Regions from separate parts of the Homo sapiens genome. Here region 1 is linked to region 2. A link is an interaction called in ENCODE POLR2A ChIA-PET data of the cell type or tissue named here. Cell type or tissue: OCI-LY7. All regions are shown on one strand. Links, peaks and the distances in the headings refer to the core of each region. The heading gives the core; the rest is flanking DNA. Region 1 holds the start of PLA2G12B (phospholipase A2 group XIIB). Region 2 holds the start of OIT3 (oncoprotein induced transcript 3).

What was found. ChIA-PET counts read pairs that join two places held together with the same protein. Peaks named below come from ENCODE experiments on the same cell type or tissue, not always from the same donor. Only the 100,000 strongest peaks of a DNase experiment are listed, where the experiment ranks them.
Region 1: POLR2A ChIA-PET joins it to region 2 with 10 read pairs; 2 of 35 experiments call an interaction of 5 or more read pairs at or near these places.

Annotation. Positions count from the first base shown.
Region 1 is chr10:72,948,723-72,965,741 of GRCh38, forward strand. PLA2G12B (phospholipase A2 group XIIB) reads right to left here and starts at 6,084. Exons shown (of 4, transcript NM_032562.5): 1 at 5,753-6,084. The coding sequence starts at 5,963. In OCI-LY7, for the core only: no CTCF peak of the experiment used is centred there; no DNase peak of the experiment used is centred there.
Region 2 is chr10:72,889,850-72,904,803 of GRCh38, forward strand. It overlaps OIT3 (oncoprotein induced transcript 3), which reads left to right and starts at 3,890. Exons shown (of 9, transcript NM_152635.3): 1 at 3,890-4,010; 2 at 8,815-9,189; 3 at 10,528-10,635. The coding sequence starts at 3,950. RefSeq lists a silencer at 8,908-9,118. In OCI-LY7, for the core only: no CTCF peak of the experiment used is centred there; no DNase peak of the experiment used is centred there.

The DNA of each region.
Region 1 (17,019 bases), core at 7,336-12,335, 66 kb after region 2:
ATACTGTTCTAATCTTGATGTGAGGATGATTTTCTAATCAAGACATAAAATTCAGAAGCCATAAAGAAAGAGACTGACAGATTTGATCTTATAAAACTTAAAAGCTTCTGAATAAAGTGAAATACCATAAAAGTCTTAAAAGACCAACTGGAGGGAGATCGAGAAGTGTTAGCCAAGAATCCCAAGAGCTCTACCTGCCAGCGGTAGACACTGCCTCCCGGGCCCGCCCTTTTATCTCTCTGTCACTGGAAACAGCAGTAAAAACTTTCAGGGCTTTGTGTCCCAGGGCAAGAGTTTTGCCTTCCCGGGAGGGTGCGTCCATCCTCTCCACCCAGCTGGTTCCCCCAAAGGTGCTAGGAGGGAGTGAGTATGCTTTATTAAAAGGTACATCTGCAGCAAACCACTGTGGCACACATTTACCTGTGTAACCAAATTGCATATCCTGCACATGTACCCCAGAACTTAAAAATCAACATTAAAAAAAGGATTAACATTTATATTTCCAAAAGAAATTCACGGGAGTGCTTTTTTCCTATCTCGGACAGCAATAGTTCCTATCACTCTTCTTTTAAATTTTGCCACTCTGTTGGCTAAAAGTGGTATCTCATTGTTACTTTAATTTGTAAGCCCCTGATCAATACTGAATTCGACCATATTATTTGTATGCAAACCATTTAGTTTTTCTTTTCTGTTAATTGCCTATTTCCATTCTTTGCTCATTTTTCTTTTAGATCTTTTGCCTATTTCTTCACAGTTTGTAAGAACCTTTTTGTAGTATACATATTATGTCTTTGTCATTTGTTTTACAATTTTCCACTCAATGATATGATTTTTCTATTAATATTATATTGTTACAAAGAACAGATAATGATAACGAATGAATAATAAGAGTATTTACTAAACTATTATAGGCATGGCTTCATCAACAACCCCAACTAGCTGTCTCAAACATGAGAAAATAAAATAATTTCCAGGCCGGGCGCGGTGGCTCACGCCTGTAATCCCAGCACTTTAGGAGGCCCAGCAGGGGGATCACCTGAGGTCATGAGTTCGAGACCAGCCTGGCCAACATGGTGAAACCCCCGTCTCTACTAAAAATACAAAGTAACTAGGCGTGGTGGCGCATGCCTGTAATCCCAGCTACGCCAGGAGGCTGAGGTAGGAGAATCATTTGAACCTGGAAGGCGGAGGTTGCAGTGAGCCGAGATAGTACCACTGCACTCCAGCCTGGGTGACAGAGGGAGACTCCGTCTCAAGAAAAACAAAATTCCAGAAAAAAAAAAAAGAAAGAAAGGTATGTCCTCCTTCCTCCCAGAAACACTCAGATGCACCATGATTAATACATCAATGGAACACAGCAGGACAGAGGCAATTCTCCTGTAGAGAAGAACTCTGTATTTCAGTCACTAAAACAGATTAAGTTACTGCATAAAGTAGGGTGAGCAACTTGTCCTGGTTTGCCTGGTACCCGTCCCGGTGTTAGTACTGAAAGTCTCACATCCCAGGAGCATCTCCCCTCCTCCTTGAGTCCCCAGCAGACTAGGAGGTCAGTTGCCCAAAAACAAGAATAATCTGTTTGCCTCTAAGCCAGTGGCTGTTTTCTTTTTTTGGGCTCTGGATTCCCTGGAGAATCTGATGAAGTCTTTGAGTTATTTCCCTGGAAAAAGATACAAACTCACAGGTTTATAAAATTTTGCTGTAAAACTTCAGATAAAAATTCTCTTTAAAAAATAGACTGATATTTATTTTTATTTATTTATTTATTTGTTTATTTTTGAAACTTAATCTCGCTCTGTTGCCCAGGCTGGAGTGCAATGGCACGATCTCGGCTCACTGCAACCTCTTCCTCCAGGGTTCAAGTGATTCTCCTGCCTCAGCCTCCCAGGTAGCTGGGATTACAGGGCGCGCCACCACGCCCGGCTAATTTTTGTATTTTTAGTACAGATGGGGTTTCACCATGCTGGCCAGGCTAGTCTCAAACTCCTGACCTCAAATGATCCGCCGGCCTCAGCCTCCCAAAGTGCTGGGATTACAATAGACAGATATTTAAAGAAACTTTTAAGATACTCTTGGAACTAAATCCAGGAAGAAATTCATTTTCAGGATCTTTTATTAAAGTGTGAAAGCGTGAACAGTATCATTATAGAAACTACTCCATTGACCCAACTCCAGAGACCTTCATGAGGCAGATAACTCTTCAGTCGTTGTTCCCTCGAGGGACTTCTTCCGGAAGCTGAGAGGCTGTTGTCCAGCCACTGGGATTTCTGGGATTTTTCATTTTTACGTTGAAAGAGAGCTAGAAGAATCTGAATGCAATTAACCTGTTCACTAGACTGTCTTTCTCATAACGTTTATAAAATTTGTTTGGTACCTACCATGCTTTATATATACCACTGATTCTTTATGTATATTATCTTTAATTCTCACAACACCTTTGCAAGGTGGGTATTAGTAACATTATTTTTACATATTTGAGGAAACTAAGGTTGAGAGAGTCAGATAACTCACCCAAGGTCACCAGCAATGGGATATTTTCTCCTAAATTCAAACCCATGATTTTTCCATTACTATGCTTATTTCTCAAAGTCTGGTTCAAAGACTACCCATTAAAAGTGCACTTCCAAGGTCTCACCACAGACCTACTGCATCAGAATCTCTGGAGGTGGAAAAGGTTATCTATATTTTGGAAGCGATTCTCAAGGAAATCTTGTTTGCATTGGCACAGACTCCTTTTTTTTTTTTTTTTTTTTTTTGAGGTGGAGTCTCGCTCTGTTGCCCAGGCTGCAGTGCAATGGTGAGATCTCAGCTCACTGCAAGCTCTGCCTCCCAGGTTCACACCATTCTCCTGCCTCAGCCTCCCGAGTAGCTGGAACTACTGGCACCCGCCACTACACCCGGCTAATTTTTTTTGTATTTTTAATAGAGACAGGGTTTCACCGTGTTAGCCAGGATGGTCTCGATCTCCTGACATCGTGATCTGCCTGCCTTGGCCTCCCAAAGTGCTGGGATTACAGGCATGAGCCACCGCACCCAGCTGGTAGAGACTCCTTAATAACAGTTGTGCTAGGTATGCCATTGACACACGCTGGATCTTGTCATATTTATAGCCCAGTTGTTTGACAAGTACAGATTTTGTGTGTTGGCATGAGAACAAATTACTTTAGATATGAGAAGCACGGAAAACAATGTTGACATGCTATCATGGGCTACCAGGATACATACACAGTTTTATCTGCCTGCATAATTTAACCTGTGGGCTGAAGTTCTCTAAGAATGACGTCATAGAATGGCACCCCTTTACCTTGGCTGTGCTTTGCAATCACCTGGGAAAAATGTTAAAATACTGATGTCTGGGGCCAACCCACAGAAATTTTGATTTAATTGATTTGGTGCCAGGTGTTGTTAAAGCCCCTCAGGTGATCTGAAGTGTACCCAAGTTAGAAACCCACTGTTTTAAATAGTAGTTAGTACCTATCAAAGGTAAAATCTGGCTGGTGCCGTGGCTCACGCCTATAATCCCAGCAATCTGGGAGGCCAAGTTGGGAGGATTGCTTGAGCCCTGGAGTTGGAGACCAGCCTGGGCAAGATGGTGAGACTCCCTGCTCTACAAAAAGTTACAAAATTATCTGGGCATGGTGGCGCACACCTGTAGCCCAAGCTAACTGGGAGGCTGAGGCAGGAGGATCTCCTAAGCCCAGAATCTCCTACTAATCAGAAACACCTGGGGTGGGGCCCAGAGATCTGGTTGAATCTGCCCTCCAGGGGCTTCAATTCACAGGTGAGTTTGAGAACCACTACTTAAAAGACGAGCACGGTGCATGAGAGATGTGTCACAAAGCAAACTACAAAAGAGCAGACTCGTTGTTAGGTGTTGTCTGTTCAAAAGATTGCTCGATTCACAATCAGTTTGAGAAGGTATTTTGTACTCTTTTGGGCACAGCCGCCAGGTTTTTGGCTCTACTGGGTTCCAAGGTAAGGAGGCATAACCGCCTATTTTTCTAAGTGTTTTTCAGGCCCCTCTTTGAGCAGGTTGTTTTACACAAAGTGAGAAGAGTTATTTGCCTTTCTCTTCTATTTACTCTTCCCATCCCCCACCAGTTGCTGCTGGCTTCCACCCTGCCCAGCCAGAGGCTCCGCAACTAAAATTTGCTTAAGTCTTTTAATGCTGTTTTGCTAGAGAAGGAAGAATAGGATTTGGTTCTTGATTTCCTAATAAAAATTCCTGCTGTTGCCTATTTGCTGAACTACAGATACTAGTCCTGTGTTGCCTTTAGGAAGGAAAACACCTGTGTTGATTCCAATGTCTGAAGTGAGTCAACCCCTTCCCTGTCCCATCCGTGCAAACAGTGTGAGCATAATCCAGTGGCAAGGCCTCTGCGTTGGTCCAACTGCCTTGGACAAATACATGGTTTTAGGGCCAGGTGGGTCCTAACAGACCAGGCATTTTTCTCTGTGAAACTTTCACAAAGAAGCTGCAGCATAGATGGTTAAAACATAGATGGTTAAAACATAGATTTTAACCATAGATTGTTAAAACATCTATGCTGCAAAACTTTGGGTCCTGATGCAATGATTAACCATTACCTCCTAGTCACTCTTAGTGTATAAGGAAGCGATTTTCCCCACTCAAAAAGGAATAGAGAGACTTAAGGGTGAGTCCGGGAAGTATGTAGTTTTTTTGTGCATCTCTTCAAAGCTGACTTTTTCTCTGTTGAGTATTTGGAGAAAATATTTCTCAAATGTGTTTTCCTGTTAGGCTAAATTGACTCACCATTTTCATTTCTAATCCCTTGATGAGATAGTTGATAAATTAAACCATAAAACTAATGCTACCTGAGACCTGAGACTGTGCATGCTTTGGAAAACGTTTTCATGCGCATTGGCAATTACACGATGCCACCCAGCTTCAAGGCCTGGGGCTCCACATTTTGCTCCCCTTACATTAACTTCCAGGGCCCCTGGGACCAGGGGCTCTGTGCCGGCAGCCAGGTGTGCACCTTATATCTGTGTACCCCCAGCCATATTCAGGCAAGGTAGGGGAAGTGCTCCTGCCAGCTCACAAATCTGCATCTGGCGCCAAGTCCAGGGGACAGCCCCGGGATCCCTGGTGAGCCACGAACCCTTCCTCTCCACAGCATGCCTGTCGTTGCCGAGGCTGCAGGCAGGGACAGCTCCCTTGAGAAAGTCCAGCAAATTGATGCCAGTCAGGGACTGAGAGCTGGGAGGACGGTGTGAACTGCAGCAGGGGGAAGGGAGAATTTGTTTCCAAGCTGAGCACAGAGCAGCTGAGGAGGTGGTTTTGCCCCATGGCAGATTTTTCTCTGAATGTTCGGCTTCAGTTTTCATCCCTGGGAACTCCTCACAGAGGCCTCTCATACCCACCCTCCTTCTTCCCACCCCAGGTACCCTTTTTTCCTAAGAACTGCCTCACAACAAACTCATTAAAATGGCCCAGGGAAGGTTTCCCAGATACAATACAGGAAGCTCAGTGAAATGTGAGTTTGAGATAAACAACGAAGAATTTGTCAGGATAAGTATGTCCCAGATATTTCACTGGACATACTTATACTAATGACTTATTTGTTGTTTATTTGGATTTCACATTTCACTGGGTGTCCTACATTTTTATCTGCTAAATCTGGCAGCTCTAAGTGGATAACAGGAAAAAGTGCAAGACAGATCGTGACCTCTCTGGGGCTGTCCATGGGTCCACCAGCAACAGTTTTTACAGAAAGAGAAACCGCACACTCACCATATCGGCACCTGTACTGACAGACTCCATTCTTCCCTCCCAGCAGCTCCAGAAAAGAATCGAAGTAGCTATTGACGGATTCAAAGCTTCCCCGGAGGTGCCGAAGGCCCCAGTCTGAATAGGACTCCTCCGTGTCAGGGCTCGTGTCGCTCTGAGCCAGGCCACCCCCAAGGCTGAGCCACAAAACCAAGAAGCCACTGGCCAGCTTCATCCTGCAGCCAGGTAGGTACTGGCTTCTCTCCTCAAACCCCAGCCAGTGTCCCAGAATTCCAGGGACAAACCCCCTACCCAGATGTCAGGCAGGACTGGGAAAGGGATTATCTGGAACATTCAATCTGTCTGTTCCCCAGAGGTGGACTTTAAACATAGCTATGGAGGTTGGGATGAGATCAGGGCAATTAGAAAGAGGGCAAAGGTTAGGGAGTGGGAGGGCCAGGGAGAGAGAACATTTCAAAGTGGATTCTACCACCCTGGAGGGAGGGAGATGTTAGCCAGCTTCTGAGACGCAGGAACGGTGAAGGATTCGGAGTTCTACCCCGACCAGCTTGTTAAGCTGTTGATCAGTTACAAGTGTGGCTCTTCAGGGCCAGCCTCTTGATAGAAGAGCTTGACCGAAGGTCCTAGCCACACCCCTCAGCCAGCTACCTACATAGTCTCCAAGGAGAGTCAGGAGGATGTGTACAGGGCCCAGGAAAGCCCCAGCGGTAGGAATTAATAGTCACTTTACCAAGGGTCACGATAGTGTCAGAGTAGGTACCAAGTGTGTGTTAAGCAGAAGTTCAGATTTGAGACCCCAGCTTCTGCTGTGGAACCCACCTGGCTCTGACGCATAAATCCTCTAATTTGGCAGAGCTCCCAGATGTAGCCATCTGAGTGCAGGGACATTTTGGCTTCTATTTACAGCAGTATCTCTGTTTACACTCAGCATAAGTGGATCATAAGACAAGATCTACAGATGGTCCAAGGACAATTCTGGGGGCACTCGGCTCTCCTGGTGGTGTTTTTCCTTTGAGTTTCTTAGAAGTCAGAGGGTTTATCAAATAGTCTATTTGGGAGTGTAGGCTTTTAAGACTGTTGACTGAAGTCTAGTGTTTTGGCATCGTTTTCAGTTTAGACTGCTTTTAGTCGTGTGAAGAAATGCCATCTATAAAATCACTAGTCTAGGACCGGGCATGGTGGTGCATGCCTGTAATCCCAGCATTTTGGGAGGCCGAGGCGTTTGGATCACCTGAGGTCAGGAGTTTGAGGCCAGCCTGACCAACATAGCGAAACCCCGTCTCCACTAAAAATACAAAAATTAGCCAGGCAAGGTAGCAGCCGCCTGTAATCCCAGCTACTAGGAAGGCTAAGGCAGGAGAATCACTTGAACCCAGGAGGCGGAGGTTGCAGTGAGCCGAGAGCACGCCATTGCACTCCAGCATGGGCGACAAGAGCGAAACTCTGTCTCAAAAAAATAGTAATAATAAAATAATCACCAGTCTATAAAAATGATACCTTTATGGACCACATGAATCATTTAGCTCCTTTCTCAAATGTTTGTCTGGAAAGCCCCATGGAAAATAATGAATTAAATGAATTAATTTCTTCATTTTCAGTAAATGTGTTTGGCTGAAGACTCAGACTCCAGGAAGGGCAGTGGTTAAAAATTATTCATAGTCACAACAATGCCACCCAATATTTTAAAGCATCTATACTTTTTCAAACCACTTTCATGCATATGCACATACACAGAGGCACACACATACACATGCACATATGCACAAATGTTCATGCCAGTTTCATGAAGCAGATTAAATAGTCCCATTTGGGGGTGAGAAAACTGATGCAGAGGGTAAGTGACTTGATCAAAGCTGGACAGGCTATCAATGGGAAAGCTGGCACCAGGGCCAGCTACATAATTTGTAGGGCTTCACCAAAACAAAACTGCAAATGCAGAGCTCCTTTTCCAAAAGCAGGGGAACTTGCCATTAAAATACTAACTATAGGCTGGGCGCGGTGGCTCACACCTGTAATCCCAGGACTTTGGGGGGCCGAGGCAGGTGGATTGCCTGAGGTCAGGGGTTCAAGACCAGTCTGGCCAATATGGTGAAACCCCGTCTCTACTAAAAATACAAAAAGATTAGCCCGGCGTGGTGGCGTGCACCTATAATCCCAGCTACTCAGGAGGCTGAGGCAGGAGAATTGCTTGAACCAGGGAAGTGGAGGTTGCAGTGAGCCAAGATCGTGCCACTGCACTCCAGCCTGGGTGACAGAGTGAGACTCTGCCTCAAAAAAAAAAAGCTAACTATAAAGCTTTTTCCTTTAAAAAATGTTTTATTATTTGTAAAATATAATAAGGTTAATAGAGATACATGAGTATCAATATATACATAAATTTTTTAAAAATTGGTGTCATAATTTTATATAATACTATATATTACTTTATAAGTATGCAATATTTTGATCATAGGATTTTTCTGACTTTTCTGAAAATTCATTGATTAGGTCATCAAAGTTTATACTTCTAACAACCTAATTTTCAATCAGTGTAACTGAAAGTGATGTCAGTTGCTCTTGGCAATTGTAAGATGGCAAGAAATATTTGATACTTTTTTGTTTTGAGAAGGATCTTTTTGCTGATGCAACTGTTACTAGAGCTGTTAATAGTATTGTCCCCCCATTTCTTGAAACTTTATACATGTTTAAATTGTGGTAAAATATACATAACATATTTACCATTTTAACCATTTTTAAGTGTGCAATGCAGTGGCATTAAGAACATTCATACATTGTTGTGCAACCATCACCACTATCCATCTCCAGAACTTTTTCATCATCCCAAACCGAGACTCTGTTCCCATTAAGTGATAAGTCCCCATTCCCCTTTTCCCCAGCCCCTGGCAGCCACTATTCTACTTTCTGTTCTTAGGAATTTGCCTATTCTAGGTACCCCATATAAATGGAATAATATAATATGTGTCCTTTTGTGTCCAGCTGATTTCACTTAGTATAATTTTAAGTTCATCCATGTGGTATGTATCAATACTTCACTGAGAATACTGCTGCTATGAATACTGGTGTACACATACCCATTCAAGTCCCTGCTTTCGATTCTTTTGGGTATTATATACCTAGAAGTGGGTTTGCTGGATGGTAATTCTATGTTTAACTTTTGAAGAACCATTATACTGCTTTCCATAGTGGCTGTACCATTTTACATTCCTGCCAGCAATGGACAAGATTTCTAATTTCTCCACATCCTTGTCAACACTTGTTGTTTTCCTTTTTTTTTTTTGACAATAGTCATCCTAATGAATGTGAGGTAGTATCTCATGCATCTCCCTCATAATTAGTGATGTTGAGCATCTTTTCATGTGCTTATTGGCTATTTGTATATTTTCTTTGGAGAAACATCTATTTAAGAAGACCTTTGTCCATTTTTCAATTGGGTTTTTTGTTATTGTTGAGTGTCAGAAGTTCTTTATATACTCTGGATATTAATCTCTTATCAGGGCCGGGCATGGTGGCTCATGCCTGTAATCCCAGCACTTTGGGAGGCTGAGGTGGGTGGATTGCTTGAGCTCAGGAGTTCAAGACCAGCCTAGGCAACATGGCAAAACCCCACCACTACAAAAAAATACAAAAATCAGCCAGATGGAGTGGTGTGTGCCTGTAGTCCCAGCTACTCAGGGGGCTAAGCGGGGAGGATGGTTTGAGCCTAGGAGGTTGAGGCTGCAGTGAGCTGAGAATGTGCCACTGCACTCCAGCCTGGGCAAAAGAGCAAGACCCTGTCTCAAGTAATAATAATAATAATAATCTCTTATCAGATATATAATTTGCATACATTTTCTCCCATTCTCTTGGTTGCCTTTTCACTCTTTGGTAGTGTCCTTTGCACAAAAGTTTTAAATTTTGATGAAGTCCAATTTATCTATTTTTTTGTTCTTTGTTGACTGTGATTTTGTGTCATAGCCAAGAAAGTGTTGGCAAATCCAAGGTCATGAAGATCTTGACCCTATATTTTCTTTAAGAATCTTAGAGTTTTAGCTCTTATGTCTTTGATCCATTTTTAAAAATGACATAACACGGTCGGGAGCTGTGGCTCACCCCTGTAACCCCAGCACTTTGGGAGGCCAAAGCGGGGGTGGATCGCTCAAGTCCAAGAGTTCAAGACCAGCCTGGGAAACATAGGGATGTTGTCTCTACAAAAAAATACAAAAAATCAGCTGGGCATGATGGCATTTGCCTATAGTCCCAGCTACTCTGGAGGCTGAAGTGGGAGGATTGCTTTAGCCCAGGAGGTGGAGGTTGTGGTAAGCCAAGATTGTGCTACTGCACTCCAGCCTGGGTGACAGAGCAAGACCCTGTCTTAAAATAATAGTAATAATAGTTTTATTTATGTTGCTAGGATTGAGATCCAAGTATATTTCTTTGGAATTATAGGGTTTTTTTGTTTGTTTGTTTTTTGTTTTTTGTTTTTGAGACAGAGTCTCACTCTGTCACCCAGGCTGGAGTGCAGGCTGGAGTGCAGTGGCACAATCTTGGCTCACTGCAATCTCCACCTCCTGAGTGCAAGCAATTCTCCTGCCTCAGCCTCCCAAGTAGCTGGGATTATGGGTGCCCACCACCATGCCCAGCTAATTTTTGTATTTTTAGTAGAGACAGGGTCTTACCATGTTGGCCAGGCTGGTCTTGAACTCCCGACCTCAAGTGATCCGCCCATCTCAGCCTCCCAAAGTGCTGAGATTACAGGCATGAGCCACGGTGCCCAGCCTGGAATTATGGATCTTCTGTGTTGGCAGGAATATGAAAGTTAATCTTGTCCAGCAGGTCTTCTAATACTTGAATCCCCTCTATGCTGATCAGCTTTCTTTGTAGCTTCAGAGTTAGCTATTACTTTTTTAATATGTAAAGAGGGAATGAATACGTTTTAGTTAGAAAATTTAAATATGCTTTTTTTTTTTTTTTTTTTTTTTTTTGAGGCAGGGTCTCACTCAGTCACCTGGAGACAGTGGTTTGATCATGGCTCACTGCAACCTTCACTTCCTGGGCTCAAGCAATGCTTCCTCTTAATAAAAAGAAAATGTAGCCTATTGTGACCCCCAGTGTTTTTCTCAAAATCGTAAAGAATGAAGCAAATGGATTTCTAGAGAAAGAATATGACACACTCCCTTCCTGAGTTGTTTCTACCTAGACTCTAAGGTTTGACTTCTGCAGTTGCTGACATGGCATTGTTATGATGAGAGATGCTGTCAGTTCTGAATGAGAAACAGAAGAATATTGTTGGAACACATAGAGAAAAATTGAGCATTACTTATTTACAAGATGCTTTTCTCTATGTGACAACCAGCATTCACTACCTAAATTAATAGCATATTTTAGAAATCGGCCTCTTTATACCATGGGTTTTCCAACTCAACAACTTGGTTAGAAATTTAGTGAAGAGAACAGGGTATTTCTGAATATCAGTCTCATGAATTCTAGCTACACTTTACATCTGTTTTTATCAAACTCTTGGGTTCCAAATGTCTTTATTCTTTCACAAAGTTTTCCTCCCTATTTCCATATAGAAGTTTTTGGAATACCCTTACTTTATGTATGAGAAAGGATGAAAAGTAATGAGACCAATTTCATCAATAATGTACATGTTAATGAACATTGACCTTCAAAGTTAGTTAAAACTTGTCTTGGGGGCCCAGTGTTGTCACTGCTAAAAATAGCTCAAAGATGTTTCAGAACTACTTTATGAGCCACATAGCCTGTTCCACTGCACTGAGGCTAGATTGGTTGTTCTCAACCTTCTTTCACATTAGGATCACATAGGGAGCTTTAAAAATATGATGTCCAGGCCTGCCCCTAGAAATTCTGATTAATTTATATGGGATTTGATTCATTTTGAGTTAATTTTTGTATGTGGTGTAAGGTAAGGTATCAAATTCATTCTTTTTCACATAGGTATCCAGTTTTCTTAGTACCATTTGTTGAAAAGACTGTCCTTTCCACCATCAAAAAGTCTTGGCATCCATGTCAAAATCATTTAACCATATATGTAGGGGCTCTTTATTCCATTCCATTGGTCTGTATGTCTGTGTATAAGCCAATACCATACTATTTTGATTAGCTCTGTATCAAATTTTAGCGTTTTATTTTTATTTCTTGTAGGTACGTAGTACGTACCTACAAGTATATAATTATGGAATACGTGAGATACTTTGATACAGGCATGCAATGCATAGTAATCACATCACGGAAAATGGAGTATCCATCCCCTCAGGCATTTATCCTTGGTGTTACAAGCAATCCAATCATACTGTTTTAGTTAATTTTAAAGTGTACAATTAAATTATGATTGACTAAAGTCACCCTATTGTGCTCTCAAATACTTTGTCTTATTCTTTCTAGCTATTTTTTTGTATCCATTAACCATCCCCACTTCCCCCTATGCCCACTACCCTTCCCAGATTCTGGTAACTATCCTTCTACTCTCTATCTCCATGAATTCAATTGTTTTTATTTTTAGATCCCACAAATAAGTGAGAACATGTAAAGTTTGTCTTTCTATGCCTGGCTTATTTCACTTAACATAATGATCTCCAGTTGTATCCATGTTGTTGCAAATGACAGGATTTCATTCTTTTTTATGGCTGAATAGTGCTCTGTTATATATATATATATATATATATATATATATATATATATATATATATACTGTATTTTCTTATCCATTTATCTACTGATGGACAGTTAGTTGCTTCCAAATCTTGGCTATTATGAACAGTGCTGCAAAAAACAGAGTACAGATACCTCTTCAATATACTGATTTCCTTTCTTTTGGGTATATACCCAGCAGTGGGATGGATGGATCACGTGGTAGTTCTATTTTTAGTTTTTTGGTTTTTTTTTTGAGAAACCTCCAAACTATTTTCCATAATAGTTGTACTAATCTACATTCCCACCAACAGTGTAAGAGGATTCCCTTTTCTCTGTATCCTTGCCAGCATTTCTATTGCCTGTCTTTGGATAAAAGCCATTTTAGCTGGGGTGAGATATTTCTTTGCAGTTTTTATTTGCATTCTCTGATGATCAGTGATGTGAGAACCTTTTCATATACCTCTTTGCCATTCATATATCTTCTTTTGAGAAATTGCTACTCAGAATTTTTGTCTATTTTTAAAATTGAATAATTCACTTTTTTTTCCCCCTGTGGAGTTGTTTGAGCTCCTTATATATTCTGGTTATTAATCTCTTGTCAGATGAGTAGTTTGCAAATATTTTCTCCAATTCTGTAGGTTGATTCTTCACTTTGTTGTTTTCTTTGCTGTGCAGAATTTTGTTGTTGTTGTTGTTGTTTACCTTGATGTGATCTAATTTGTTCATTTTTGCTTTGGTTGCCTGTGCTTGCAGGGTATCACTCCAGACCAATGTCCTGGAGAGTTTCCCTGATGTTTTCTTGTAGTAGTTTCATAGTTTGAGGTCTTAGATTTAAGTCTTTAATCCATTTTAGTTTGAGTTTTGCATGTGGTGAGAGACAGGGGTCAAGTTTCATTCTTCTGCATATGGGTATCCAGTTCACCCAGCACCATTTATTGAAGAGACTTTGTTTTCCCCAATGTATGTTTTTGGCATCTTTGTCAAAAATGATTTCGCTATAGGTATGTGGATTTGTTTCTGGATTCTCTATTCTGTTCCATTGGTTTATGTGTCTGTTTTTATGCCAGTACCAAGCTGTTTTGGTTAGTATAGCTCTGTAGTATAATTTGAAGTCAGGTAAAGTGATTTCTCCAGTTTTGTTCTTTTTGTTCATGATAGCTTTGGCTATTCTGGGTCTTTTGTGGTGCCGTATAAATTTTAGGATTGTTTTTTCTACTCCTGTGAAGAATGTCATTGGTATTTTGATAGGGATTGCATTGAATCTGTAGATTGCTTTGGATAGTAATGGACATTTTAACAATATTAATTCTTCCAATCATTGAACATGGAATATTTTTCTATTTTTTTGTGTCCTTTTCAATTTCTTTCATCAGTGTCTAATAGTTTTCATTATAGAGATCTCTTACTTCTTTGGTTAATTCCTAGGTATTTAATTTTATCTGGGGCTATTGTAAATGGGATTACTTTTTAAATTTCTTTTTCAGATTGTTCACTGTAGTAGAAATACTACTGATTTTTGTATATCGAATTTGTATCCTGCAACTTTACTAAATTTTTCCATTCTAATAGTGTTTTGGTGGAGTCTTTAGGTCTTCCCAAATGTAAGATCATATCATCTGCAAAAAAGGATAATATGACTTCTTCCTTTCTAATTTGGAGGCCCATTATTTCTTTCTCTTGTCTTATTGCTCTGGCTAGGACTTCCAGTACTATATTGAATAATGGTGGTAAAAGTGGGCATCCTTGTCATGCTCCATATCTTAAAGGAAAGACTTTCAGTTTTTCCCCATTCCATATGATACTAGCTGTGGGTCTGTCATATATGGCTATTATTGTGTTGAGGTATGTTCCTTCTATCCCCAGTTTGTTTTTTTTTTAGGATTTTTATCACTAAGATATGTTGAATTTTATCAAGTGCTTTTCCAGCATTAATTGAAATGATCATATGATTTTTGTCCTTCATTCTGTTGATATGCTGTATTACATTGATTGATTTACATATATTGGCCCACTTGGTCATGATGAATGATCTTTTAAATGTATTGTTGAATTTGGTTTGCTAGTATTTTGTTGAGGATGTTTGCATCAATATTCATCAGAGATATTGGCCTGTAGTTTTTTTTAAATGTTTTTGTCTGGTTTTGAATGTTTTGTCTTTAAAGCCAGGGTAACACTGGCCTTAAAGAATAAGTTTGGAAGTATTCCTTCTTCCTCTATTTTTCAGAATAGTTTACGTAGAATTGGTATTAATTCTTCTTTAAATGTTTGGTAGAATTCAGCAGTAAAGCCATCAGGTCTCAGGCTTTTCTTTACTGGGAGACTTTATTGTGGCTTTGATCTTGTTACTTGTTACTGATCTGTTCAGGTTTTGGATTTCTTCATGGTTCAATCTTGGTAGGTTATATGTGTCTAGGAATTTATCCATTTCTTCTAGATTTTTCAATTTGTTGGCATACAGTTGCTCATAGGAGCCATTAATGACCCTTCGAATTTCTGCAGAATCAGTTGTAATGTCTTTTTCAGCTCTGATTATTTATTTGGATTTTCTTTTTTTTTCTTAGTCTATCTAAAGGTTTGTAAGTTTTATTTATCTTTTCAAAAAATGAACTTTTTGTTTCGTTGATCTTTCGTATTCTTTTCAAATTTATTTCTGTTCTGATGTTTATTTCCTTTTTCTTTACTTTTGGTTTGGTGTGCTGTGCTCTTGCTTTTTAGTACTTTAAGATGCATCATTAGGTTATTTGTTTGAAATTTTTCTTTTTTGATGTTGACACTTATAGCTATAAAATTCCTTCTCAGTACTGCTTTTGCTATATCCTGTAGGTTTTGGTATGTCATGTTTCCATTATTTGTTTCAAGAAAATTTTCAATTTCCTTCTTAATCTCTTCATGGACCCACTGATCATTCAGTAGATATTGTTTAATTTCCATGTGTTTGTATAGTTTCCAAAAATTCTTGTTATTAATTTCTAGTTTTATTTTGTGGTCAGAAAGATGCTTATATTTCAGTTTTTTTTGATGTTTAAAAACTTGTTTTGTGACCTAACATATGGAATATCCTCGAGAATGATGCATGTGTTGATGAAAAGAATGTGCATTCTGCAACTGTTGGATGAAATTTTCTGTAAATATCTATTAGGTCCATTTGTTTTGTAGTGCAGGTTAACTCCAATGTTTCTTTGTTAACTTTCGGTCTGGAAAATCTGTGTAGTGCTGAAAGTGGGGTGTTGAAGTCTCCAGCTATTATTGTATTGTGGTGTCTCTCTCTCTCTCTCTCTTTAGCTCTAATAATATTTGCTTTATATATCTGGGTGCTCCACTGTTGGGGGCATACATATTTAAAATTGTTACATCCTCTTGCTGAACTGACCTTTTTATTATTATATAATGACTTTCTTCGTCTCTCCTTACAGTTTTTGTCTTGAAATCTATTTTGGGCATAGAGGTGCATGGTAGCTCATGTCTGTAATCCCAGCACTTTGGGATGCTGAGGTGGGCGGATCATTTGAAGTCAGGAGTTCGAGACCAGCCTGGCTAACATGGTAAAATCCCATCTCTACAAAAATACAAAAATTAGCTGGGCATGGTGGCATGTGCCTGTAATCCCAGCTACTTGGGAGGCTGAGGCAGGAGAATTGCTTGAACCAGGGAGGCAGATGTTGCAGTGAGCCGAGATTGCCCCACTACACTCCAGCCTGGGTGACAAGGCGAGACTCCATCTCAAAAAAAGAAATCTATTTTGTCTGATATAGGTATAGCTACTGCTGCTCTTTCGTGGTTTCCATTGGCATGGAATATCTTTTTCCATCCCTTTATTTTTAGTCTATGTGTATCTTTACAGGTGAGGTGTGTTTCTTGTAGGCAACAGATCAGTGGGTCTTGCTTTTTTATCCGTTCAGCCATTTTTGACTGGAGAGTTTAGTCCATTTACATTCAATGTTATTAATAAGTAAGGACTTACTCCTGTCATTTTGTTATTTGTTTTCTGGTTTTGTGGTCTTCTCTTTCTTCTTTCCTTCCTTCCTATCTTCCTTTTAGTAAAGGTGATTTTCTCTGGTATGATTTAATTTCTTTTTATTTTTTGGGTATCTGTTGTATGTTTTTCTTTTCTTTTCTTTTTCTTGAGATGGAGCCTTGCTCTGTCACCCAGGCTAGAGTGCAATGGTGCAATCTTGGCTCACTGCAACTGCCGCCTCCCAGGTTCAAGTGATTCTCCTGCCTCAGCCTCCCGAGTACCTGAGACTACAGGCATGTACCACCATGCCTGGCTAATTTTTGTATTTTTAGTAGAGACAGGGTTTTGCCATGTTGACCAGGCTGGTCTTGAACTCCTGACCTCAGGCAATCCACCCACCCCGGCCTCTCAAAGTGCTGGGATTACAGGCGAGAGCCACTATGCCCAGCCATGTTGTATGTTTTCCAATTTGAAGATACCATGAGGCTTGCAAATATTATCTTATAATCCTCTGTTTAAACTGATGACAACTTAACAATGATTGCATAAACAAACATGCAAAAAGAAAACTAATAAAAACTGTACACTTTAACTTCATTACTCCACTTTTAACTTTTTGTTGTTTTTCTTTATGTCTTATTGTACTGTCTTAAAGTAGTTGTAGATATTATTTTTGATTGGT
Region 2 (14,954 bases), core at 447-5,446:
GGTTGCCCAACGATGTGAATGTACCTAATGCCACTGAACTGTACACTTAAGTGGTTAAAATGATAGATTTTATGTATATTTTACCACAATAGAGAAAAAAAAGCATAGTGGATTAGAGGCAAATAATGATAGTGTCAAATCTATTACTGAGTGTAAGTAATGCAGTTTTGCTGAGGAAGCATAGACTTTAGAGGTGGAAAAAGTAGAAGGGTTCTCAGAACATGGTCCCCAGAGCAGCAGCATGTCATCTCCTGGAGCTGTTAGAAATGCAAGTTCTCCGGTCCCCTTTGGATCAGAAACTAGGAGTGGAGCCAAGTGTTCAACAAGCCCTCCTGGTGATTCTGATGAGAACCATCACTTTAAAGAGAAAGGAACTGAGGCTCAGAGATGGCGCCTACATCACAACTCCTCAGTGCATCCTGTGGTCAAGTACCAGACTGAGTGGCTGGAGGACTGCTGAGCATGGTGACTGGTGAGTAGAAAAGATGTAACCAGAGGTGATGTTAACACTAATGTGGTATCCTGCTTGTCAGGGTGCAGTGGTAAGCACATGGTGGATGCTTTCAAAAACAAATACAAATAGGTTGACTTTTTAAATCTATCTGGAAAGATTTCACAGAAAAATGGGACTTCTTAGATTTTAGAGCTCAGTTTCACCGAAACTCTTCAGAGTTTTAATTCAGTTTTATCACTGCCAACGTTTGTTTGTTGCTCTCCCAAATGAGTCCAAGCTCCTTATTTCCCATGGTGCGCTTGTGATATTTCCTTAGGATAAATGTGTAAGTTATTTTTAATGAATCCTACTGAATATAAGATTACCTACTTTGCCTGTAATCCCAGCACTTTGGGATGCCAAGGTGGGTGGATAGCTTGAGTTCAGGAGTTCGAGACCAGCCTGGGCAACATGGCAAAACCCCATCTCTACTAAAAATACAGAAATTAGCCGGGCATGGTGGTGCACACCTGTAATCCCAGCTACTTGGGTGGCTGAGGCAGGAGAATCATTTGAACCCCGCAGGCAGAGACTGCAGTGAGCTGAGATTGCGCCACTGCACTCCACCCTGGGTTATAGAGTGAGACCCTGTCTCAAAAAAAAAAAAATACTTATTTGATAAATGTTAATATTTTATAAATGCATCATTCACTGAGCAACCCCTCCTCCTTGAACTTCAGCTCCTGTGACTCCACCCTTGGGTTTCCGTTCGTAAATCTGTGACTACTTCTTGGTCTCCTTTACAGCGTCCTATTCCTCTGCCCACATCTGTGATATTAGGCTTCCCCAAGGTTCCATCTTGGACCCCATTTTCCATGGGTGTGATCTCACCCCTCTCCCCTATTTAAATTACCATTTATATGTTGGTAGCTCTCAAATTGTTACTCTAGCTCAGATATATCCTAGACTGATTTATCCTCTTCGTAACTGGTCTATTTCTAGCATTGCCTTCTGTACATTAAATTCTCTCAATGTCACCAGAGTATTTTTGTTTTTAAATTCTAATAGCACATAATTTAGAAAAATTGTAACATATGAACAAGCATTAACATTAAATATGGGGGAGGAAAGACTACAAGACACCACAAAGAAGCAATTCACCAAACCCAAAACGTGGAACATTCTGTAGGACAAATGATGGGGTTTCTTCAACAAATGGAAGGAAGGGGGGAAGACCATTATGGATAAAAATATATATATATATATATATTTTTTTTTTGAAACGGAGTCTCCCTCTGTTGCCTAGGCTGGAGTCCAGTGGCACAATCTCGGCTCACTGTAACCTCTGCCTCCCAGGTTCAAGTGATTTTCCTGTCTCAGCCTCCCAAGAAGCTGGGATTACAGACGTGCACCATCACACTTGGCTAGTTTTGCATTTTTAATAGAGATGGGGTTTCACCATGTTGGCCGGGCTGGTCTCGAACTCCTGACCTCAGGTGATCCACCCACCTTGGCCTCCCAAAGTGCTGGGATTACAGGTGTGAGCCACTGCACCCAGCTGATAAAAATAAATTTAAGTGACAATCAAAATGCAATATATAAATCTTGTTTGGATCCTGACTCAACCCAGCAATAAAAGGAATATTTGGAACTATTGGAGCAATTTAAATATGGATTGGATATGAGTTAAGGAATTATTACTAATTTTCATAGTTGTAATAAAAGCATCATGATTATGTAAAAAAATACAATGTGTTAGAAATGCATACTGGTATGTAAATGAAATTGATAGAATGTTAGTAATTATTATAGCTGAGTGTTCATTATTGTTCTTTATACTTTTGTATATATATTTGAAATTTTTCATCATAAAAAGTAAAAAATGAAAGAGCAGGTCAACTAAAAAGGAAAAAATAGAAATAAGGGGGAAAAAACATCTTACCATCCTGGGAATTCTTGTTTACAGAACCAAAGGCTATCTGGTGAAAGTCCTTGACTCCAGCAATCAATCCTGGCAACAAGTCTGGGTTTATCTCATGCACACGTCCTCTGTTTCTCTGCAACACATATGAAGCCCTCAGATGGCTTCCTAGGCGCAGGAAGTTGTGGGGGATTGTTTTTTCTGTTTAAAGCACTGATACTTAGCAACACTATCCTGCAATGAGACAGCAGAGTCATCCATTGCTGCCATCAAACCACAACTTAATAAGTTAATGGTCAAATTGCCTGTGTCCCACTGATGTTAGTAATGAAGTAGCTAACTACAATTTTAGATCAATGGAAACCCCTTGCTTGACCATAAACCCTGTGCTTCTGGAGACCATGTGTACTTTTGTCATTGTCAAAAACCAGTGATTGCCCGAGCTCGGTGGCTCACACCTGTAATCCCAGCACTTTGGGAGGCCAAGGCAGGCGGATCACGAGGTCAGGAGATCGAGACCATCCTGGCTAACACAGTGAAACCCTGTCTCTACTAAAAATACAAAAAAATTAGCTGGGCGTGGTGGTGGGCGCCTATAGTCCCAGTTACTTGGGAGGCTGAGGCAGGAGAATGGCGTGAACCCGGGAGGCGAAGCTTGCAATGAGCCGAGATCACACCACTGCACTCCAGCCTGAGCGACAGAGTAAGACTCCGTCTGAAAAAAAAAATTGTGCTAAGAAGCACATTTTCTCTCCTTTGTCTAAAAGTGAAACTTCAGGAAATTTTGACATTTAATTTTCCAGAGTGTTAATTTAATGAGTAGTTTCTAATTTTAAGCTCCTACCCCATCTTAATGTGAGAATTAGTGAAATAAATAACATTAAACCATTTTTTAATTTTGGGAGTAAAGACAATAAAAATATGAGGTATTGCTGCTTGAATTAGTAAAAACACAATTTAAACCTTGTTTCTTTCAGAAGTTTTGAGGCCAAAGACCGTAATAAAACAAACTCAGGAGCTTATTTCAAGAGAATACTGTCCTTGTCTCATACCTGTCCTTACTACTTTGTTTTGTGTGCTATTATAAGCTCCTCAACCATCTGACCAAGACAGTTGCAGTGATTTGGCTTCATCCATTCTCGTTTAGTGTGCAGTGCTATGGCTGCAACATTGTGAAATCAATTCCTAGAAGTCACAAAGCAAGAATTTGACGTGAAGGGATGTCCCTCATTTAGAATTCCCTTCTGGATAAGATACTGGGGTTTCATTGCAGGGAATTCTTGAGAGAAAACAATAGGAGGATGAGGGATTGTGAGTTGTGTTTTTTTTTTTTTTTCCTAAAGAAAACTATTAATAAAGGAACCCTGTTGACAGTGTAAAGCAGTGCTTCTCTCTGGGGCCAAGGCCAGAGCTGTGGACACCTTATCCCACTCATCCTCATCCTCTTCCTCTGATAAAGCCCCTACCAGTGCTGATAAAGTCTTTCTCGTGAGAGCCTAGAGGCCTTAAAAAAAAAAGTGCTTGAAAGAGAAGGGGACAAAGGAACACCAGTATTAAGAGGATTTTCCAGTGTTTCTGGCAGTTGGTCCAGAAGGATGCCTCCATTCCTGCTTCTCACCTGCCTCTTCATCACAGGCACCTCCGTGTCACCCGTGGGTGAGTCTCATGTCAAGAACTTGGCACAATGCACTTTTTGTTGTGGCAATTTGCTATAATGTACAGATGATTAAGAACTAGATTCCAGTACCTTAAATGCTAGCTCTAGAATCTTGTAAGAAAAGTCCCTAATAATCCTTGAAAATAGATTTCCCGAGAATTTCTGTTACATGTTCCATTTAGCCTCTTGCCTGGACTCCAAAATTTCCATGGATCTGCCATATCCCACAGCTTTCACTAGCTAAAGAGTTCCTGGAGTATGTGTAAAAATAATTCTATCTTCTTTGTGTTCTAGGCACTTTATAGTTCCAACTTGAAGAGCCAAAAAAAAAAAAATTAAAGTTGAGCATAGAATTTTTCTTTAATGAAGGCAAGGGACTGAAAGCTCTGTTGCCATGGGGGGCACAGATCTGGATAAACCAAACTCATTAGTCTTTATGTCAGAAAATAAGACTTTTTGCACAGATCGAGTGAATCTTAAATTGTCTCCCTCCTCAGGCTTGGTGCAAAACTGGCCAGTCAGGCAAAGAAAAGTTTCAATTCCAGTTACTAACAGATTTCTCTCTTGCATCTTTTTCTAGTAGAATGTGAGTACTAACTGGAACAGAGGGTGGGGGTGAGATGGAGAGAACCATCCTTCTTGACACTTTTGAGTAGCTCAGTATCTAATTGACCCTGGCTTATTTCTTCATGGTTGCTCTAGTACCTGAAAGGATACACATTAAAAATAGGCTTGTGGCCAGGCACGGTGGCTCACACTTGTAATGCCAGCATTTGAGAGGCCAAGGCGGGTGGATCACCTGAGGTCAGGAGTTCAAGACCAGCCTGGCCAACATGGTGAAACTCCGTCTCTACTAAAAATACATACACACAAAAAAATTAGATGGTCATGGTGTTGCATGCCTGTAATTCCAGCTACTTGGGAGGCTGAGGCGGGAGAATCACTTGAACTCGGGATGTGGAGGTTGCAGTGAGCCGAGATCGAACCACTGCACTCCAGCCTGGGCAACAGAGGGAGACTCCATCTCAAAAAAATAAAAATAAAAATAAAAATGGTGATTTGAGACCCTAAGGAGACCTGACACCTAAAGGTAATGTGGGATCCTGGAACAGAAAGATATGGGTGGAAACTAAGGGAATCTGAATAAGTGTGGACTTGAGTTAATAATCAGGTATCAATAGTGGGTCATTAATGTGACAAAGGTACCATGCCAATGTGTGGTAAATGTATGGCTAAAGGTAACGTGTCATAACAAGGGAAACTGGGTGTGGGGTATGTGGGATCTCTTTGTCCTATCATCTCAATTATGCTGTAAATCCAAAACTATTCCAAAAAATATGCTTGAGCTACCTGTCATTAATCACCCCCTATCTGCTGCCAATAACTAACCCAAGGGTCGCTCAGAAAGTTGTCCTCCCGAAAATCTCCACTCCCCTTTCTTCCCACCCTTCTCCTTACCTATTCTCCCTCTAGTACCTCCTATATTCCCCATTCTTTCCATATACCATCGCCCTTCCCAGATCTTTTCCTCCAACCCCCAGCTCCTCAAGGATGATATTTGGCTCAATGCCAGAAGCATGATAAAGGGGGAACTTTGGGAACTAGAGCTGGTGTTTGCCCTGAGAGGACAGGGGAAGTGAGAGAAGAGGAAAAGAAGGGATGAGAAAGGGGGAAGCAAAGTGGGGTGATGAGGGAGGAGGATGGAAGAGGATGGAGCAGGAAAGGAGGGGCACTTCCCGACCAAGCTCAGGCACAGGGTCGAAAAGGGGCTGTGATTCAGGGGCGGCTGTCTGCCGGATAGGACCTGGAGGGTTGGAGGACTCAACCCTGGGGCGAAAGGGTGGGGACGCAGACATGGTTCCCTGCCCTTGGCCCTGCGTGGTCCTGGTGGAAGACAGCAGAGGGGCAGCTGGCAAGTGGGCATCTTAGCAAACCATTGAGGAGCTTCTGGCAGGCCAGGAAGCTGTTCTTTTTGAAGCCTTCGCACTGAGATGTATAGATCAGCATTTTAGGATGAATGTGCGCAATACCAGATTCTGGGCTTCACGCTGAGATTAAAAACAGGATATAAGACCAGTGGCCAGATTATTAGATTGGATTGCTGCCTTAAAAGGGGGTAGAGTGGGATGGGTACGTTAAATGTCAGAAAGTATTGGATGGTTAACTTTTAAAAATATATATGTATTATTTAATTAGTTATAGAAGATGGTAGATAAACTTTTCCTCCTCATACCCTATCTCCCCTACAGCAGGGGAGGAAGTGAACTTTTAGCAAACAGCCCAAGAAATGACATTTAACTTGAAGGAAAAACTTTATAAATAAGGAAATAGTTACTGAGAGAGGTTTAGGAGTTTCTGTAGAAGCGATTAAAAGTTAAGTATCTAACCATTTCTTATAAAATTAGAGCCAGGGAGAGGAATCAAATATTTCTATGACTCTGTAATCACCTGTGAAACTGCTCTGGAAACCTTATTTGTAAGAAAAAGTCACAGCTGGGAGAGCAAAGGAGGAAGAAATTTGTCCCTTTTGATGGGAGAAAGAATCTGAGGATATTTCTTCCCCTCAAAGGATTATGGTCTAGGGTTCAGCCGAGATACATAAGGGGCATTTTAAAGAAAGAGGGTTGTTTCTGCCATTTGCAACCCTGCGTGTTATTTCCAGAAAATGCAATATCCCACTTATTTCTTGTCTTACATTGTCATATTTTCTTGGAGGCCATTAGCAGTGGGCTACACTTTTCTCTACATGTGACTGAAGTTTAGAGAGTAAACTTAACTTTGAATTGTGGATATGTAGATTGGAAAAATCTAAAGTATTTTCTAGACAAGTTAGATTTGGTGATCATGGCCCATTCATATTTAATTTTTGTGCAGTATTTGCTAATACTGAATTCCCTGCCCACAAAATGTATTGGCCCTAATGTGAATTTCCTGCCTATGATATCAGTTACGTAAGTCAACCTCATGTGCATTAAGAAGGATAATATAGTACTCTCTGGCCAATGTTCCTTTCTAGAATTTCTTGGTTTCATAGATTCTTCATAAGGACAATTTACCTATGTTGATTCATTAATTAGTTTCCCTGGAGTTAAGGGGAGCAATGAGAATATTGGAGATATTGGTTCTTTAGTCATTAAAATGTTGTTTTTCTATTTATTTATTTGTTTGTTTGTTTATTTATGAGACGAAGTTTCACTCTCTTGCCCAGGCTGGAATGCAATGGTGTGGTCTCGGCTCCCTGCAACCTCCACCTTCCGGGTTCAAGCAATTCTCCTGCCTCAGCCTCCCAAGTAGCTGGGATTACAGGCACGTGCCACCACGCCCAGCTGATTTCTGTATTTTTAGTAGGGGTGGGGTTTCACCATGTTGACCAGGCTGGTCTCGAACTCCTGACCTCAGGTGATCCACCCGCCTCGGCCCCCCAAAGTGCTGGGATTACAGGTGTGAGCCACTGTGCCTGGCCAAAATGTTGTTTTCCAATGTTTTCATGACATACAATAAAATGTTTTGGTTGAGATATTTGTCCTTGTAATTTATGCACTAAATATGTATGCCTGAGAAACTTGGCTATATGACAGCTAGGATAGTAATGCCATGGTTAACTGTGAATACACAAAGTTCTTGGTATTTTCAATAAGCTGGTAAAATATATACCAAAATTCACTTTGAGAATATTTCTGGTAACAACATGCTAGTATACTCTGTATTTCAAAGTAGGTGACATGTGCCCGAGGCCTTTTTCTTTTCAGTGGAATGAGCTTTTACACATTCCTGATCAAGTCAAACTTTCTAATAATGCAAAATTCCACCTATAATCTTTACAAATGGCCAGCCAAATACTTTTTTGAAAATTTCCAAGGATTGGAAGCTAACTGCACTGTGACACAGCCTCTCCATGACTGGATAGCTGAACTGAAACGTGCTTTCCCATAATTCATTCTTGTTCTTGTAACAGAATAGCTAATTCCTCTTTCACACGCCTGTTCCAGATTTTTAAAAACTAATATGCATTTTCTTCCATCTTCTTTTTTCAAAATGATAGTTCTCAACTTCTCCTGTAAATAATTTTTAGGACCCCTTCTAAGTCTGTTCAACTTTCTCTGAACAAATTTGTCAATTACTTTCATAAAATACAGTCTCCGGCCGAGCACCAGATTCATGCCTGTAATCCCAACAGTTTGGGAGGCTGAGGCAGGAGGATCACTTGAGCCCAGGAGTTCAAAACCAGCCTGGGCAAGATGCCAAAACCCTATCTCTACCAAAAAAAAAAAAAAAAATTAGCCAGGTGTGGTGGCATACGCTTGTGGTCCCAGCTACTTCAGAGGCTGGGTGGGGAGGATCACTTGAGCCCAGGAGGCGGAGGTTGCAGTGAGCCATGGTTGTACCACTGCACTCCAGCCTGGGTGACAGAGCCAAACCCTGTTTCAAAAATAATAATAATACAGTCTCCATGTATGAACAAAATACTCAGAGTGTGGTCTGACTCGTGCAGAGTTCAGTGAGTCTTTAATCCTAACCTCCCTTGGTCTGATCAACTATCCTTCTATCAAATAATTACTCTGGATAAAAATTCAGTTCAATGCTAACACTTAACTTTAGGTTTGAAATACTTTTGAAAAGGGCATTTATGCAACATGTTTAAATCAACCTGAGGAACCTTAAACAGCTATTTTTTGTGACCTTAACTAATTTCTCTCTGGAATTCAAAAATGTCCAAATGCAAGACCAAGAAGTTGGACTTGGGCTGTTGGTGGTGTGATCCGAAACACTCCAGGTACTCTGAGGTATCTTTTTCATTTCCAGCCCTAGATCCTTGTTCTGCTTACATCAGCCTGAATGAGCCCTGGAGGAACACTGACCACCAGTTGGATGAGTCTCAAGGTCCTCCTCTATGTGACAACCATGTGAATGGGGAGTGGTACCACTTCACGGGCATGGCGGGAGATGCCATGCCTACCTTCTGCATACCAGAAAACCACTGTGGAACCCACGCACCTGTCTGGCTCAATGGCAGCCACCCCCTAGAAGGCGACGGCATTGTGCAACGCCAGGCTTGTGCCAGCTTCAATGGGAACTGCTGTCTCTGGAACACCACGGTGGAAGTCAAGGCTTGCCCTGGAGGCTACTATGTGTATCGTCTGACCAAGCCCAGCGTCTGCTTCCACGTCTACTGTGGTCGTGAGTACCTTCCCTGTGCTCTTTTTCTCCACCAACAAGGCCACAGGTGGAGTCCAAAAGTGCCAATTATAGGATATGCAGTTACAGTGGCAACTATATCTCAATCTGAACAACATTGATGTGGGGCTAAAGATACCTCTGATTTCTGAGATCTCTTCTTAGAACTTCTGAAAAATTCCTGAAGAAATAGAAGGGGAAAGGAGCTATGACTTTGATCAGTTCTTTTTAATTTTGTCTGAATTCCATTCAAACAAAACATTAGAAAATGAAACATTGGGCCAGGCGCAGTGGCTCACGCCTGTAATCCCAGCACTTTGGGAGGCTGAGGCAGGTGGATCACAAGATCAGGAGTTTAAGACCAGCCTGGCCAATATGGTGAAACCCTGTCTCTACTAGAAATACAAAAATTAGACAGGCGTGGTGGCAGGCAACTGTAACCCCAGCTACCCGGGAGGCTGAGGCAGGAGAATTGCTTGAACCCGGGAGGTGGACGTTGCGGTGAGGCGAAAATCGTGCCATTGCACTCCAGCCTGGGTGACAGAGTGAGACTCTGATTCAAAAAAAAAAAAAAAAGAAAAAAAGAAAATGAAACACTGATTTAGATTATCTAAATGGTGGATTTCCAACTTTTGAGTATGGAGAACCCCTTTTTAAGATAGATAGATGATAGATAGATAGATAGATAGATAGATAGATAGATAGATAGATAGATAGATAGATGATAGATAGATAATCAGACATCCATGTGATTGGATTGTGTTTAGTGTCCACTGATTTTTTTAAGTGATATACAATGGGAAGAAGCTACTTTATGTCAGTAATACTTTTAATTTCTGTGTTATTAATCCTGTCAATGTCTGTATTCATTTTTTAAATAGAACACTAGAAGAGTAGGACATAACACTTTCTTAGTCTATAGCTCTTGTATGGTGAGGTTTTGGATTTGCAGAAACTCTATGGCCACTCAAGGGCCTGTGGATCTGAAGTTGGGAATCATTGATCTAGATGACAGAAGATGCCCTAGATTGTTGTTTTCCATTGGTTTATATAAACCCTGAACAATGAGGATTCCCTTGATGGTGGCTGGAAACTCATCCCCCAGGCTGCACTTATGAGGCTCTCTCAAGAAGAGGGTCAGCTGGATGCAGTGGCTTATGCCTGTAGTGCCAGCTACTTGGGAGGCCAAGGTGAGAGGATTGCTTGAGCCCAGGGGTTCGAGGCCAGCCTGGGCAACATAGGGATACCACCCCCCCCGACCCCCCGCACCATCTCTAAAAAGAATGAAAGAGTGTCTTCTGGTCTCCTGCCCTCATGAAGATAATCTTTATTCTTCCATAGATTTTTATGACATCTGCGACGAGGACTGCCATGGCAGCTGCTCAGATACCAGCGAGTGCACATGCGCTCCAGGAACTGTGCTAGGCCCTGACAGGCAGACATGCTTTGGTAAGAAACTCATCAAAGGTAGAATCAGGCTATTAGGATCGAAAGGACAAATCAAAAACTCTTCCTGCCTCAGAGCACCATCATTTTCCCAGTGTGTGTCTCCAAACACTTGGAATGGTGTTTGCTTTTTAGTTTATGCCTGGACCGAAAGCCCCACGCCAAATTTGTATCATGATTAGGGACAGCAGAGAATTGTGCCCTCCACTAGGGTAGCCACAGATGGCCATGGTGCACTTGAAATGTGGCTAGTGTGACTGAAAAACTGAATTTTAATTTTATTTTAATTTTAAAAGTGATGTTTGGCTACACACGGTGGCTCGCACCTGTAATCCCAGCACTTTGGGAGGCTGAGGCTGACAGATGGCTTGAGCCCAGGAGTTTGAGACCACCCTGGGCAACAAAGAAAAAACTCATCTCTACAAAAAATATGAAAATTATGTGGGTATGATGGCAGGTACCCATAGTCTCAGCTCCTCAGGAGGCTGAGGTGGGAGGATCACTTGAACTTGGGAGTTCAAGGTTACAGTGAGCCATGGTTACACCACTGCTCTCTAGCTTGGGTGAAAGAACGAGACTCTGTTTCTAAAAATAATAATAATATCTTTAATATTGGTTATATATCAAAGTGAAAATATTTTGCATATAATTGGGTTATATAAAATATATTATTAAAATTAATTTCGCCAGTTTATTTTTAAAAAATTTTAATATGACTACTAAAAAATTTTAAATATGTAATTTGCTTTATATTTCTGTTGAACAGCACTGGTCTGGTCTAGAATTATCTAAGGACTTACTCCTCTAGCTTCACTGATACAATTTTGGTTGTTCTGAGTAGCAAGAAAGATGAGTCAGATTGTCTGTAGGAAATCCAGAGTTCTTGAATTTTATATTATGTTGTCTATAACTAGAAGAGAACAGAGATGAAAACCCCAAGATTGAATATTATTTCTCTTTCTCTTTAATGTTATGAAGCTTTTTGGATTCAGACTCAAATAGATTTAAAACAAGTCTAGAGAGAAAGGGGAAGATTGCCCTACCCTGGTCCCCCAAGAAGAACAGTAACAGGTCAGGATTGAGGTAGGAGATTAAGGTGAAAGGAGCATAAAAGGCTTATTGGTTTTTGTTTGTTTGTTTGTTTGTTTTTGAGACAGGATCTTGCTCTGTCGCCCAGGCTGGAGTGCAGTGGTGTGATCTCAGCTCATTGCAGCTTCGACATCCTGGGCCCAAGTAGCTTCTTGTTTTAGAAAAGCTTTTGCTCTTCAGTCTCCTAAATGAGCCAGGGGCAATGGCTCATGCCTGTAATCCCAGCGCTTTGAGAGGACGAAGCAAGAGGATTGCTTGAGGCCGAGTTTAAGACTAGCTTGGGCAACATAGTGAGACCCCATCTCTATAAAATAAAAATAAATTAGCCAGACATGGTGGCAGCCTTCCAAAGTAGCTGTAGTCTCAGCTGAGGTAGGTGGATTGCCTGAGCCCAGGAATTTAAGGCTGCCATCAGCTCTGATTGTGTCACTGCACTCCAGCCAGGGCGAAAGAGCAAGACCCTGTCTCTGAAAAACAAAACAAAACAAAACAAAACATAAATACTTCAATAAATAAAGCCTCCTAAATGAACCCCACTGACCATCCTGTGAAGCATGTTTCGGCTCTGCCATAGGCGTTGTTAGGGATCTCGTGTGATTGATTTTGAGTATGTGATTTAATGCTAAATGCCTTGGGGTAGGGGCAATAGTGGTTCCTGAAGTCTCTGCCCACCCTCATGTATTTCTGTTCAAAAATATTTGGCTTTATTTTAAGCCAGGAGTTGTTCATGCATTTCTTTGCTTTTGTTTTAATATAACTTTTGAAGAGGTAATACGTTTAAATGGTTCCCAAATTAAACAACATGAAAAAGTATACAGCAAACTGTCCAGCTCTCAGTCACCCTCTTGCCCCATTTCCCTCTTCCCCAACTCCATCCCAAGGAAACGGCTGTATTATTTTCTTATATGTGCTTCCAGGGTTTCTACAGTCAGATTTAAAAATGTAAATATATATATGTGTATTAGTCTGTTCTCATGCTGCTAGTAAAGGCATACCCAAGCCTGGATTTATAAAGGAAATTTATAAAGGAAAGAAGTGTAATTGACTCACCCTTCCACATTGCTGAGGAGGCCTCACAATCATGGCAGAAGATGAATGAGAAGCAAAGTCACATCTTACATGGCAGCAGGCAAGAGAGCATGTGTAGGGGAACTCCCATTTATAAAACCATTGGATTTCGTGAGACTTACTTACTACCAAGAGAACAGTGTGGGGGAAATTGCACCCATGATTCAATTATCTCCACCTGGCCCCACCCTTTACACATGGGGACTATTACAATTCAAGGTGAGATTTGGGTGCAGACACAGCCAAATCATATCAATATGTTTACTTATTGGCCATTTTTAAACATCAAAGGTAGCATATCATTCACATCTCTTCCTTAATTTATCTTAGACAATCTTTTTCTATCAAAGCCCCAAGTTCCTATGTGGGGTCTGTGGGACTTCAGGGAGATGGTGAATCCTCTGAAATTGTAGACAGTGTTTTGTGTTTGTAAGCATGTGTCAATTTTCCTTTAGTTTTTATTTAAATGTAATAATTTTAATTATTTTAAATTATATAATTTGTTCAGGCAGCATACAAGAAAATAATATAACAGACACTCATGTACCTAGATTTAACTAGAGTTAAGTTTTGCTTCCTTTTTGTTTTTCTTTTCTTTTTTTTTGAGATGGAGTTTCACTCCTGTTGCCCAGGCTGGAGTGCAATGGCACAATCTCGACTCACTGCAACCTCCACCTCCCAGGTTCAAGTGATTCTCCCGCCTCAGCCTCTAGAGTAGCTAGGATTACAGATGCTCACCACCATGCCTGGCTAATTCTTTTGTATTTTTAGTAGAGACAGGGTTTCACCATGTTAGCCAGGCTGGTCTTGAGCTCCTGACCTCAGGTGATCCACCCACCTTGGCCTCCCAAAGTGCTGGGATTACAGGCGTGAGCCACCATGCCCAGCCCCCTTTTTCTTTTAATTTAAATACAATTTTGTAAATACAGTAAAGCCATCCCACCCCATCCTGCTTTCTTCTCTCAGCCTCCAGGGGTAATCATTGTTTTGAAATTAACATGTGTTCTTCTCATCCCATTTTAATGCTTTTATTATTTATGTATGTACCCATAACAATAGATAGCATTGTTTTGTGTGTTCTTAGAATTAACATAAAAATGATACCTTACCCAATGTGTGAGATTTTCTCTAGCAGGTACCCATAAGAATGGAACTGCTGGGGCATAGAGTATCTTCACTGGCTATAACAATAAACCCCAAATAATGATGGGTTAAATAAGTAGAAGTTTATTTCTCTCTCATATTAAAAAAAAAATCAGTCCTAAGGGAGGAGACCACCCCTCATATTGTCTTATGCCTAATTTCTGCCTCCAAAAAAAGAAGAAGTAAGAACTAAAAGACAGAAATGAAATCCACAGGCAGACAGCCCGGCGCCACACCCTGGGCCTGGTAGTTAAAGATCGACCCCTGACCTAACCGGTTATGTTATCTATAGATTACAGACATTGTATGGAAAAGCACTGTGAAAATCCCTGTCCTGTTCTGTTCTGTTCTGATTACCGGTGCCTGCAGCCCCCAGTCACGTACGCCCCTGCTTGCTCAATCGATCATGACCCTCTCACGCAGACCCCCTTAGAGTTGTAAGCCCTTAAGAGGGACAGGAATTGCTCACTTGGGGACCTCAGTTGTTGGAGACCTGAGTCTTGCCGGAGCTCCCGGCCGAATAAAGCCCTTCCTTCTTTAACTCGCTGTCTGAGGGGTTTTGTCTGCGGCTTGTCCTGCTACAGTCCAAGATAAGCAGTCCAGGCTTGGAATAGAGGCTTCTAAGTGACCTACCCAAGCACGGATGTCACCATGTCTACATCCAGGAAGGCTGTGGGCCTCTAACCATCTACTTTCCAGGCAGTATAATGAGGAAAGGGAAAGAAGGAGCCCTGATAAAGATTCTTAATATTATCAACATTTTGCATTTCTACAAGTTCTGTTTGTTTGTTTTCAGTTCTGCCTTGTCTTTTTACACACTTCTTTTATTTTGCTTATTATCCTTTCTTTTATCTTTTTACTAATTCTTTAAATACTTGTATTATGGATTTTTCTGGATAATTCTGTTATCTCCAGTTCAAAGCCTCTAATTATCACGATAATGCTCTCTCACAGTGGATCATCCCTCATGTAAGTGTCTTGTGGCAGACCATCTTCTGTTGTAGTTTTTTCTGTAGGACACC